Linked DNA regions of Homo sapiens: region 1 is linked to region 2. A link is a loop called in an ENCODE intact Hi-C map of the cell type or tissue named here. Cell type or tissue: heart left ventricle. All regions are shown on one strand. Each heading gives the region's core, and the rest is flanking DNA. Links, peaks and the distances in the headings are about the cores only.

The links. A loop is a pair of places that touch in the nucleus more often than their neighbours do. Peaks named below come from ENCODE experiments on the same cell type or tissue, not always from the same donor. Only the 100,000 strongest peaks of a DNase experiment are listed, where the experiment ranks them.
Region 1: it touches region 2 in a loop (6-fold over the local background); 5 of 110 quality-filtered maps call a loop at or near these places.

The regions. Positions count from the first base shown.
Region 1 is chr3:2,266,759-2,272,152 of GRCh38, forward strand. The region is part of intron 2 of CNTN4 (contactin 4); the gene reads left to right. Among named protein-coding and RNA genes, the nearest start is that of CNTN4-AS2, 130 kb to the left of the region's middle. In heart left ventricle, for the core only: a CTCF peak has its summit at 2,221 (motif pointing right); no DNase peak of the experiment used is centred there.
Region 2 is chr3:2,919,035-2,924,428 of GRCh38, forward strand. The region is part of intron 12 of CNTN4 (contactin 4); the gene reads left to right. Among named protein-coding and RNA genes, the nearest start is that of CNTN4-AS1, 140 kb to the right of the region's middle. RefSeq lists an enhancer at 2,925-2,974. In heart left ventricle, for the core only: a CTCF peak has its summit at 3,024; no DNase peak of the experiment used is centred there.

The DNA of each region.
Region 1 (5,394 bases), core at 160-5,159, 650 kb before region 2:
TCAGAAGGATCTCTGAAGAGTTCTGGGAAGGTGACAGTCAACAGCAGAATAGCAGCTGCCACCACAGTCAAGCAGTTGGTTTGCTTGGCTTGGAAGTTTTAGACATCAAAGGAGTATGGCTTCTTCAATACTAAAACCAGTGACAAAATTGCAAAAGTTATTTTTATTCCTCTTCAAATATGAGCAAACATTACTGTGATTCAGCTTATTTTTATATAATGTTACAGGGAATCAAATTAAGAATTAAATGCATTTTTTGGCATAGTTATGTCTTGTAAAGAAAGAAAGATGGTGCCAGGGGAATTTTCCTTTCAAATATGTAAAGAACTTCTAATGAGTGAACCTTTCCTGTGTCGGAAAGATAGCATTCACCTCCTTTCCTGGCTTCTGTGCCAACTTACGATTGTGGTGTGTAGAAATTTAGTGTCAGCCACTGAAAGAACTATTTCCTAAGATGATACTGCTTTTTACTCAAGGAATAAGTAGGTTCCCTTTGAATTGACCTGTGTGTGTTTGGAAAACAAGCTTAAATATCTCCTCTTCTCATAGGAAGAACACTATTTCAAAGAGCCATTTTCTTTCCTAACAAAGAAATTCATACTGCAGAAAAATCAGCAATTTCACAGCTGGTTTTTGAAATCCTGAAATGATGTATACAAATCAAAGCAGGAGAGATTCATTTGGAATGAAAGGAATATTTGAATTGCATCCCAGTTTCGAATAGGATATTGTTTCACGGTTCTACAGTATTATAAACATGTCATGTCTGTTATACATGACAATCATATCTCATCTGTGACTCATGAACTTTATAAGAAAGTGACAATTTGAAAGCATAGAATTGCAGGATTGGATGGAACGATATCTTCTAAGTTATTTCCACTCCTTTTCCCATTTTTGGTTGACCATGCTAATTCCCCTCTAAAACATTCTTCTGTAGCTACTTGAAAACACCCATTGCTTCTTAAAGTAACCTATTGTCAAAGAATATTGGATTTTCTTATGTACATTGAAAAAATGACACTTTATTGGTTTTGATTCTACCACCAAGAGTCACAGGGAACTTTCTATCTTTTCATCATATATATAACAGGCTTTTCATCTTATATGTAACAGTCCTTAAATATTTTCATATTGTAATAATTTCCTATGGAACCTGTTGACTTTTACGCTAGAGTTATAGTGATGGAGGTAATGAGAAGTGATCATATTCTGGATATATGGCAGCAGTAGACAGAAGGTGTGGTTCATAGGAATTGATCATGGAATGGATGTGGGCTGTGAGAAAGAGCAGTCAATGTTTTTGACCTGAAGATGTTTTACTAACATATGTTAAGCATTTACTATCTGCTCAATATACTTTGCTAGGCATTGTAGCACAATTAAATGTGCATTTGCATAGCTGTTCGATGATACAGGTAGGACTATTCTCTAAGACTAAGAGAACATTAGTCAGGCCTCTTATGGTGAGGGAGGGGTTCCCTTTCTTTCCATTCTCATGCTTTGACTTGAGAGAGCAAGCCTATATGTTATTATGGATCAGAATTGAGATTTCATGCTCAGTTTTAAGTCTAAAAATATGCTTTTCAATATCTAGTATTTACATGCGTGTGACTTCTCAGGAATTATAACGAGAGCCTGAAAAATTACCAGGGGCAACATTTTCAGTCCGGAGATGTTATACCCCAGTTACTGCCACTAAATTTTAAGCTCCTTGGGAGCAGGAATTTGATTCTTTTATTATATTAATAGTATCTGTTACATAATATTAACTCAGTAAATGCAGGGTATGCTATTGTAAAACTATAGTCTCAGTCTCTGTAAGTGGATTTTTTAGGATAGACTAGGTCCTAGTTAATGTGATATATCTCTATTTCTGTCTATCTATCTGTCTACCTACCTACCTATGTATCATCTATTTATCTGTCAATCAAGAGAAGAAAATAAAGAAGCACTCTTGGAGAATCAAAATTTTTTATAACATGGTATGCAACTCCCTTACGTTCTTTATCAGCCACCTGCATGCAAACAGCATTATGTCTGAAGTTAAAACATGTAAGATATATGAGAGTGGAATCCTTGGTGCATTTCACTCTTGAACTCTTGTCTATGGAGTAAGTAGCCTGGGGGTAGTTTCTCCTCCTTTTTATATATGTGGGGAGAAGGAATTAGGTGGCTGATTATCTTGTGCTAAATAGGTTTCTCTGCCGATCCACAAGGTGGCAGGGAGTCCTTAGTGCCACTATGACAGATTAACCAAATAGGCATCTGTCGAAATGTCTGATGCATTAGTTGCACTGCCTGTAAAAGAGATGGGCCTCCTTGAGAAATAAATCCACACTGAATTTCAAATGTGGTTGTGTCCCCAAAATTAGCAACGTTTTCAAAGGTGTACCCTTCAAAGGAGAGCAGAAATAAACTGTACCTTAAAAGAACTAGTGCTCAGAGGCCTTTGTTTAATCAATGGTTAGTTTGGTGGTGATTGCACAAATTCACTACATTAAATTTAATCAGGGATGTTTCTGGTATGTGGGTGGCATGCTTACTGATTAATTCATTTATATTCTTGAAATAACATATGTTCTCCTGGATGAATTTCCACAGTTTGGTAATTCCACAGCATGCATTTCAGCATCTCTAAATGGCTGTTTTGTTCACTGTCCCAGAGCCTAAGACATGCTGGGTGCTGGGTACTGATTAGTTTACCAGACTAAGAATGACAGACAGGAAATGGCACCATTTTAATCTCTCAGAAGAACATCAGAGGAATCATTTCGGTGGCTGTAAATACTTCAGGATTTTGATGTCACCTTTTCAAGTTGCTTTAAGAAATCACTTAGGAATGGTTTGGGAGACCATGATACAATGAGGTCCCGCAAAGAATTACACCTTTCTTTGTCAGGGTTCTGAAATTGATTAAGTATAACTATGTCCGTGATGTAATCGATTACATTAAAACTATCATTTTGGAGAAAAGAGACCTGATGGATTACAGAGTCTCTACCCTTATTTATAAAAAACGATGAAATGAAACTCAGTAGTTCATTGACTTTTGTAGATGGAAAGATAGTTTGTAGTAGAGCTTTGCATTCAGGACTAGTAGTTGCCACCACCCCCCGCCCATCCCCTATTATAGCCAGTTTGTTTGTTTGTTTGTTTATTTATTTATTTATTTATTTATTTATTTATTTATTTATTTTTTGAGACGGAGTCTCGCTCTGTCGCCCAGGCCGGACTGCGGACTGCAGTGGCGCAATCTCGGCTCACTGCAAGCTCCGCTTCCCGGGTTCACGCCATTCTCCTGCCTCAGCCTCCCCAGTAGCTGGGACTACAGGCGCCCGCCACCGCGCCCGGCTAATTTTTTGTATTTTTAGTAGAGACGGGGTTTCACCTTGTTAGCCAGGATGGTCTCGATCTCCTGACCTCATGATCCACCCGCCTCGGCCTCCCAAAGTGCTGGGATTACAGGCGTGAGCCACCGCGCCCGGCCTATTTATTTATTTACTTTAACTTTTATTTTAGGTTCAACGACATATATACAGGTTTGTTATATAGGTAAATTAGTGTCATGGGGGTTTGGTGTACAGATTATTTTGTCACCCAGGTACTAAGCCTAGTACCTGATAGCCAGTTTAAAGTGTGTACATTGGGGAAGGGGGGGAATGAGGTTGTTCTTAGACAGTTAGAGGCACAGAGGGTATATATATATATGGGATTGCCTTATGTTAATACATCACTTGGCTTTAAGTGTGGGAATGGACAGGAGTACTTGTTATGACCTGTGGGGCCCTACTTTCCTTCATTCTCAGAGAGATTTTGCAAATTGCCTAAAATATCTGTTAATATGCTCTGTGGCTACATGCTTACAGACATGATGACAAGGAGGGGGGAAAATATTGTTCATTGTTGTCATTTTCTAGCTGGAACCATGAGATTTGCTTAAGGAAGACTGAAGGCTAGTGTGACAGAAAATGGAGCTCAGGAGGACCCAGAATAAATTACATTCCTTTGGAGGGTCCTGAGAGGGGCAGGCCATGGCTTAGTTCCTTCTATTCCACTCATTTCTTACAGTTCAGCTGCCTCCCGATGTGCAGTTGTTTAGTATGCAAATCAATAATCATTACCTATGTGAAGTGTTAGTTCACAGGCGTGCAGGCTGTGGTCAGTTGGTACCTGTTCCCTCCTAAAGAACTATCTCTGAAGTTGAACATCTCTGTTTTTCTTTGTATAAATCTGAATATTAATTAGACCACTGCTTATTAACTTAGGGACCTCTCTGCTTTTGGTGACAGTAGCAGGCAGAATATAGATGGTAGAAAACGAAATATCATGCTGTTTCTGTAAACGGTTTGGTGTCTCCATATAATAAAACTCTTTAGAATTAACTGCCTCCAGAAACAGGGACAAATGTGATGTCCTTTCTCTGCCCCTTGAATTAAATAACAAAATGAACAGCAGATCATTTTGATGTTGCTACTCCATAAAGATCATTTTGTTATTGTTACTAGGAGAGAGTGGAGTGTAATGGAAAGAATACATGTTTACAGCTGGGCTGTAATCTTGGATCTTCTGAAAAGTAAGAATATGTTCTTGAAGGAACCTCAAATTTTGTGAATGTGCTTATTATTTTAAAGATAATTACATGGATTCAATTTCTGTCTCCGTAGTAACCTGCTGTATTATCTTTCTCTAGCTATATAATCTCTCTTTGCCTCCATTTCTTCATTTGTTAAATAGGGATAATAATAGCACCTATATCATAGGTTTATTATAAAAAATGAAATGGATTCACATTTTTAATGTTCTATGTAATTACTTATCATTGTTGTTTTAATAGGGAAAGTATTGGTTATATAAATAGCCAAGAAAACAGCCAACTGAGACTTTTCTTCCTAGATTACCTTGGTTATATCAGTGCTTCTGGGTGTGGTCACTGATATTCTACAGCAGAAACAGCTAGTGGGGTCCCCAACTAAAGAATGTATCTTATTGGAGGCTAAGAATTATGAGGCAACTATCTCTGACTTGAGAACCCTAACCTTATATTGACATCTGAGATTTATTCATCAATAAACACCTTTTTGTAATCCAGAATCATGTTATGTCATTACTTTCTATATCAGAATTTAAATGTTAAGGGACCAAGACATTATGCAATGAATACTAAAATGTTACTAAAATCATGTGTTGTGAAGAATATTTGGAAATATGGAAACATGTTCACAAGATGTTAAGTAAAAAAACAGGTTAGCAGGTTGTAAAACAGTATTTCAGTATGATTCTAAATTGCAATCATTAAATAATTTTATAATCATGAAAAATGTTATTAAAATATTATAATCCTGTGATAAATTCTAATGAGTACTTTCTTGATTTGGCTTTAACATTTTCCAA
Region 2 (5,394 bases), core at 58-5,057:
CAGACAAAAGAAAGATTGTTGCTTTTTGGCTGGTCATGGTGGCTTACGCCTATAATCCCAGCACTTTGGGAGGCCAAGGCAGTAAGATGACTTGAAGTCAGGAGTTCAAGACCAGCCTGGCCAAGATGGTGAAACCCCATCTCTACTAAAAATACAAAAAAAAAAAAAATTGCCAGGTGTGGTGGCACACATCTGTAGTCCCAGCTACTCAGGAGGCTGAGGCAGGAGAATCACTTGAACCCAGAAGGCGGAGGCTGCAGTGAGCCAAGATTGCACCACTGCACTCCAGCCTGGGTGACAGAGCAAGACTCTGTCTCAGAAAAAAAAAAAAAAAAAAAAAAAACCAGATCGTTGCTTTTTAAAAATTGACTTAATTCTTCAATAGGTTCATTGATTAAATATCAACTTTGTATCAAGCACCGTGCCAGGCCCAAGGGATATACAGATCCAGGATACATATTCTTGCCTTCAAGGAACTGATGTTCTAATAATAGCTAATAACAAGAGCTACTATTTCCTAGCTACTGAAATTCTAGGGTTCTCACTATCATAGTCTAATGACTCTCTTCTGTTCATTTAGCAGACTTCGCATACTGTACACTACCTGCATAACCAAGGACTTGAGTTTGTATAAGAGTTTAAGACACTGACATGTAAATGAAATATCACCAATTTGGACTGATATAAGAAAGTCGATGTGATTACAGAGTGTTTAAAATGCAGACTGTCTTATTATCTTTATATGGATAGGATGGGTCAAAGGAGGTTAACAAGAATTTAGCAGCTGAAGCCCTACTTAAAGCATTATATAAGAATTAATTTTAATCAACATGTTGATTATATAAGAAATAATGTTCTAAAATGTCTTTAAAATATTTTTCTGGGAATAAGAGAAAACCTCCACCTATGTTTATGTAACTGATTTTTGAGTTTTCAAGTCTTTTATAAAAAAAAATAAAAGGCCATACCTAATCCTACTTGTTGGCAGAGAAAGATGAGAGATCTTGAAATGGCTCCCGTGCTCAAAGTATTTGTCAGTTTTCATAGAGCCCGAAGTGCCGATATTGAAGATGTATTTCTTATCCATACCAGCATGTAATACTCAGCAGGAAAAAGGAACAAAAACTCCAAAAGGTCACATACTGTATGATTACACACCACACACACACAGACTCTCTCTCACACACATATGTATCTAAAACATTCTCAGAATGACTAAACTATAGTAATGGGAAGAGGTCAGTGGTTTCCAGGAGTTACAGAGGGGAGGTAGAAGGAGGCTGGATATGACTGTGAAGGGGAAGCAAGAGGAAGATCCTTGTGACAATAGAATAGTTCCCTATCTCAGTTTCCATGGTGCTTTTGCCCAGTCTACATGTGTGATACATACACATTATACCAAGTATCAGTTTCTTTGTTTTTGTATTTAACTGTATCTACATAAGATGTAACCATTGGGGGAGACGGGGTGAAGGATGCACAGGACCTTTCTGTATTATATTTGGTACTTTCTGTGGGTCTATAATTATTTCAAAATAAACATTTTCTGTTTTCAAACAATGATGTGTTTCTCGGACTCTAAGAAAATTTTCAGCAGAAGAAAAGTCCGTGATAATGGTGACTGGGGTAGTGCAGTAGTGGAAATAGCAGTGGAGAGGGGACGTATGAAGTTCTTAATCTGGATCAAATACTGTGCTAAGTACTTTATGTTCAATACATGTATTATTTTATTTAATCCTCAAAATAATCTCATGATTGTAAAATTCTTTTGTTTCATAATAACGCCCAAAGGAATAGGAGTTTTTAAACCCAAGAGCTGCCCGTGGAAGAAGCATTATTAGAGCCATCAGGAAACAGGGCATTCAGTGAATTAGACCGAAACAATAGAAGGATGGATATTAGGAACACTAGAAGGGGCACATCATGCTAACATCAAAATGGAAAAATCATCTACTTCAGAGTTGTGTTGAGAGTCTCCTTGTGAATATCATTCATAATAAGAGAGCACTGACTTGTTTTTTAAAAGACAGGGTCTCACCGTCACCAAAGCTGCAGTGTAGTGGTGTGAGCCTAGCTCACTGCAGCCTTGAACTCCTGAGTTCAAGTGATCTTCTCACCTCAGCTTTCCAAGAAGCAAGGGCTACAGGCATTCACCACTACACCTGGCTAATGTTTTATTTTTTATAGAGACTGAGTCTCACTGTGTCACCGAGGCTGGTCTTGAACTCCTGGTTTCGAGTGATCCTCCCGCCTTGGCCTCCCAAAGTGCTGGGATTACAGGCGTGAGCCAACACACCTGACCTCAGAGAAGGCTGATTTTTGAATCAGCCATTCTAAAACAGTGGACCTAGAAAGAAGAAATCTTCTACCAGTAGCCTTCTTTCTAGATAGCAATCCAACAGGCCAAAAGAAATTTGGGGTCTCATAATCTGATACCAATATTTTCTCCTCAGTAGTGAAAAGATTTGAATTAATGCATTTACTCTAAGCTTGTTTTTAGGGAATGATGAGGTAATAGTTAAAGAAAGTAGACAACGGTTAAAGTAATAAGAAATGCTGAACTTCCAAAAAAGCTGGCCTTAATATTCTCCATCAACTGGCAGTGTTCCCAGTGATGCTTCTATCACAGACTGTGATAGAACTGGCATTACACAATAATCCTTTCTTCTTCAATAATGTAGTAAGACATCACATCCATATATTTCCCAAATAGGACTGCCACTGCATATCTAGTTAAGGAGCTATCATTCTACTGTTTCTCTTGAGAAATGACACTAAAGCAAAAAACTTTTAAGTTTTTGAGGGGTTCTATTGGCCACTTAAAATACCCTTGATATATGACCAAAATTCATTTAACTAACTAAAAACAAATAGTTGTGAATTACATAGAGGGCTTCTCTCAGCCAGATGCTTCTCATAGATAATCTAATAAAGATCATTGAAAAATAATAAAAAGTTGCATTTCTCACATGGAGGAGGACCCATAATACAGTTCATTCTAATACTGAGGGAGTGGTGCCCTCTAGCAGTGCATGTGAGAAATATTATCATTTAAGTATATTAAATACAGCAAATAAGGAGCTCCCAGTATCTCAGCTACTCTCAGACATAAGGGGCAATTTGACAGTTCTGAGCTACTAGAAACTACTGAAGTTTCACTTCCATGTGCACTAATTTTTTAAGTGCCAGCGAAGGTTAGATTCTAATAGTGCCCTTCTGGGGATTTACCAATAACTTTTAAAACCTCATTACCTGTGAATGTCAAATAGAACAGGTCCCTTTCACTTTTCCTTCAAACCTCCCCTAGGTCAGTGTTTGAGGATGAGAATAAAGGGTACAAATAGGAAAAAGGATCATCCTACAAGCTGAACAGCATCTCTGGTGCAAAAGATGCTCACAAAATGGGAGAATGTTAAGAAATCCATTAATAGCTCAAGTATTCAAAAACTGATGGAGTTCTGACAATTTTCCCTTAAAAGTACCACAGTTTATGGTTACAACTGATAAATTTGCAGGGTTAGATAACTTCAGAAGCTAATTAAGTAAATTGAGTTAACAAAAGAAAAGAACTTGATTTTTTTTTTTTTTTTTTTTTTGAGACGGAGTCTAGCTCTGTCCCCCAGGCTGGAGTGCAGTGGCACGATCTTGGCTCACTGCAATCTCCACCTCCCAGGTTAAAGCGCTTCTTATGCCTCAGCCTCCCCAGTAGTTGGATTACAGAGGTGCAACACCACGCCCAGCTAATTTTGTATTTTTAGTAGAGACGGGGTTTTGCCATGTTGGCCAGGCTGGTCTCGAACTCCTGGCCTCATGTGATCTGCCCACCTCAGCCTCCCAAAGTGCTGGGATTACAGACATGAGCCATCATGCCCGGCCTTGAATTTTTAATTCCATTTTAATTAGTGAAAGATGTTCCAGCCAGTCTTATCTCGATAAGATATCCAAAAGATTATATGCACACCAATAGTACATTACAAATGCTTTTGAAACTGAAAGGTGTGTTTTCTGGTTTCTGTGTGTCTGATATGCTATTTCAAATCCTGTAAAAGCAAAATGTAGTTTTTTGACAAATATGCCCATGTGTTGTGCACAGTTTGATTTATGTAAACTCATTTCAAATGCTACTGCAGAATTTCTCCTGAATGGATGAAAAATGTCCGCCTAAAGTGATAAAATTATATGTGTAGAAAGATACAGTTTTAAGAAGGGATTTTTATATGATACAGATTTGTAACTCTATTTCACAAAATATCATTTAAAAAAAAACTTCAAGAATACCTGACTTTTTTTTTTTACATTTTTCTGTCAGTTCAGGGGTTTGCATTGAGTTTGCTCTGCTGAAACACTTTTCTGTGACTTAGCTTATATGGGATTGGTAAGTAGGGGAATGATGTCAGTATAACATAGACCCTGGATTTGTTCAGGTATTTTACTAAGTAGCAGCAACCAAACACAAAGCCTACGAACACAGATTAACACAGCTAGCCAAGGGAAAATACCTACTGCACATGATTCCCATTCATGCCACATTCTTCCTGTTGGTGCAGTGTGGCCACGTACTCCAACATGGGAGTGCTTATTGCGTAATTCTCAATCTTTCTGCAATTTGCACTTATTTCATAGCTTAGCAATCTCAACTCTTCCTTCTTTCTTCCATCAAGCTACCTTCTCATGCATGTGCACACACACATACACTGTATTTTTTGTAGTAGTTATTATGAATTTAACTTATCTTTTTAATCATGTTTATATTTAATTATGTTTGATAATTACTAGGATGGTTATTGTTTTTGTAGTGTTCTCGTTACATAAATATTGAGTAGGTGTCCTGACCCTATCTTTTTCATAAACCCTACAATTTTTATTGCATGATTTTGCAGACCATAGAAGAAATGCGTTTATCTCATTAAAGCAAAAACATCTGTACATCTGTACTTGCACTCTACTTATTAATTGCACTTATTATCATTGAATTACTCCCAGAATTATAGACTTCCCTCATAAATCTGAGGTAAACAGATTGAGATATCAATTGCCTACTAGATTCATTTTTAAAATTTTACCTTCGCATGAGAATACCAGCCCCAGGTGTACATTGCATGGCCCTATTAAAAAGTGACCTCTCCATCTTTATTTGTTTCTAGGCAGTTACCGAAAGTATTTCCACAACAAAAGAATGTAATCAAGATTTGACTTGCTTCCACTGAAGCTTACTTTCATTTTTAAACATCATTAGCCTATGATTTAGGAACTTTTAAGAAATTGGCCCCCATTACCCCCCAAGCCCCCGCATTCACATAACACACACCTCAAGTTCTCCTTTAAGTAATTTGTGATTTATATTTCAATTTTACATTCAACATGGTCTTAAATATTAAATTCCACCAGGTCAAA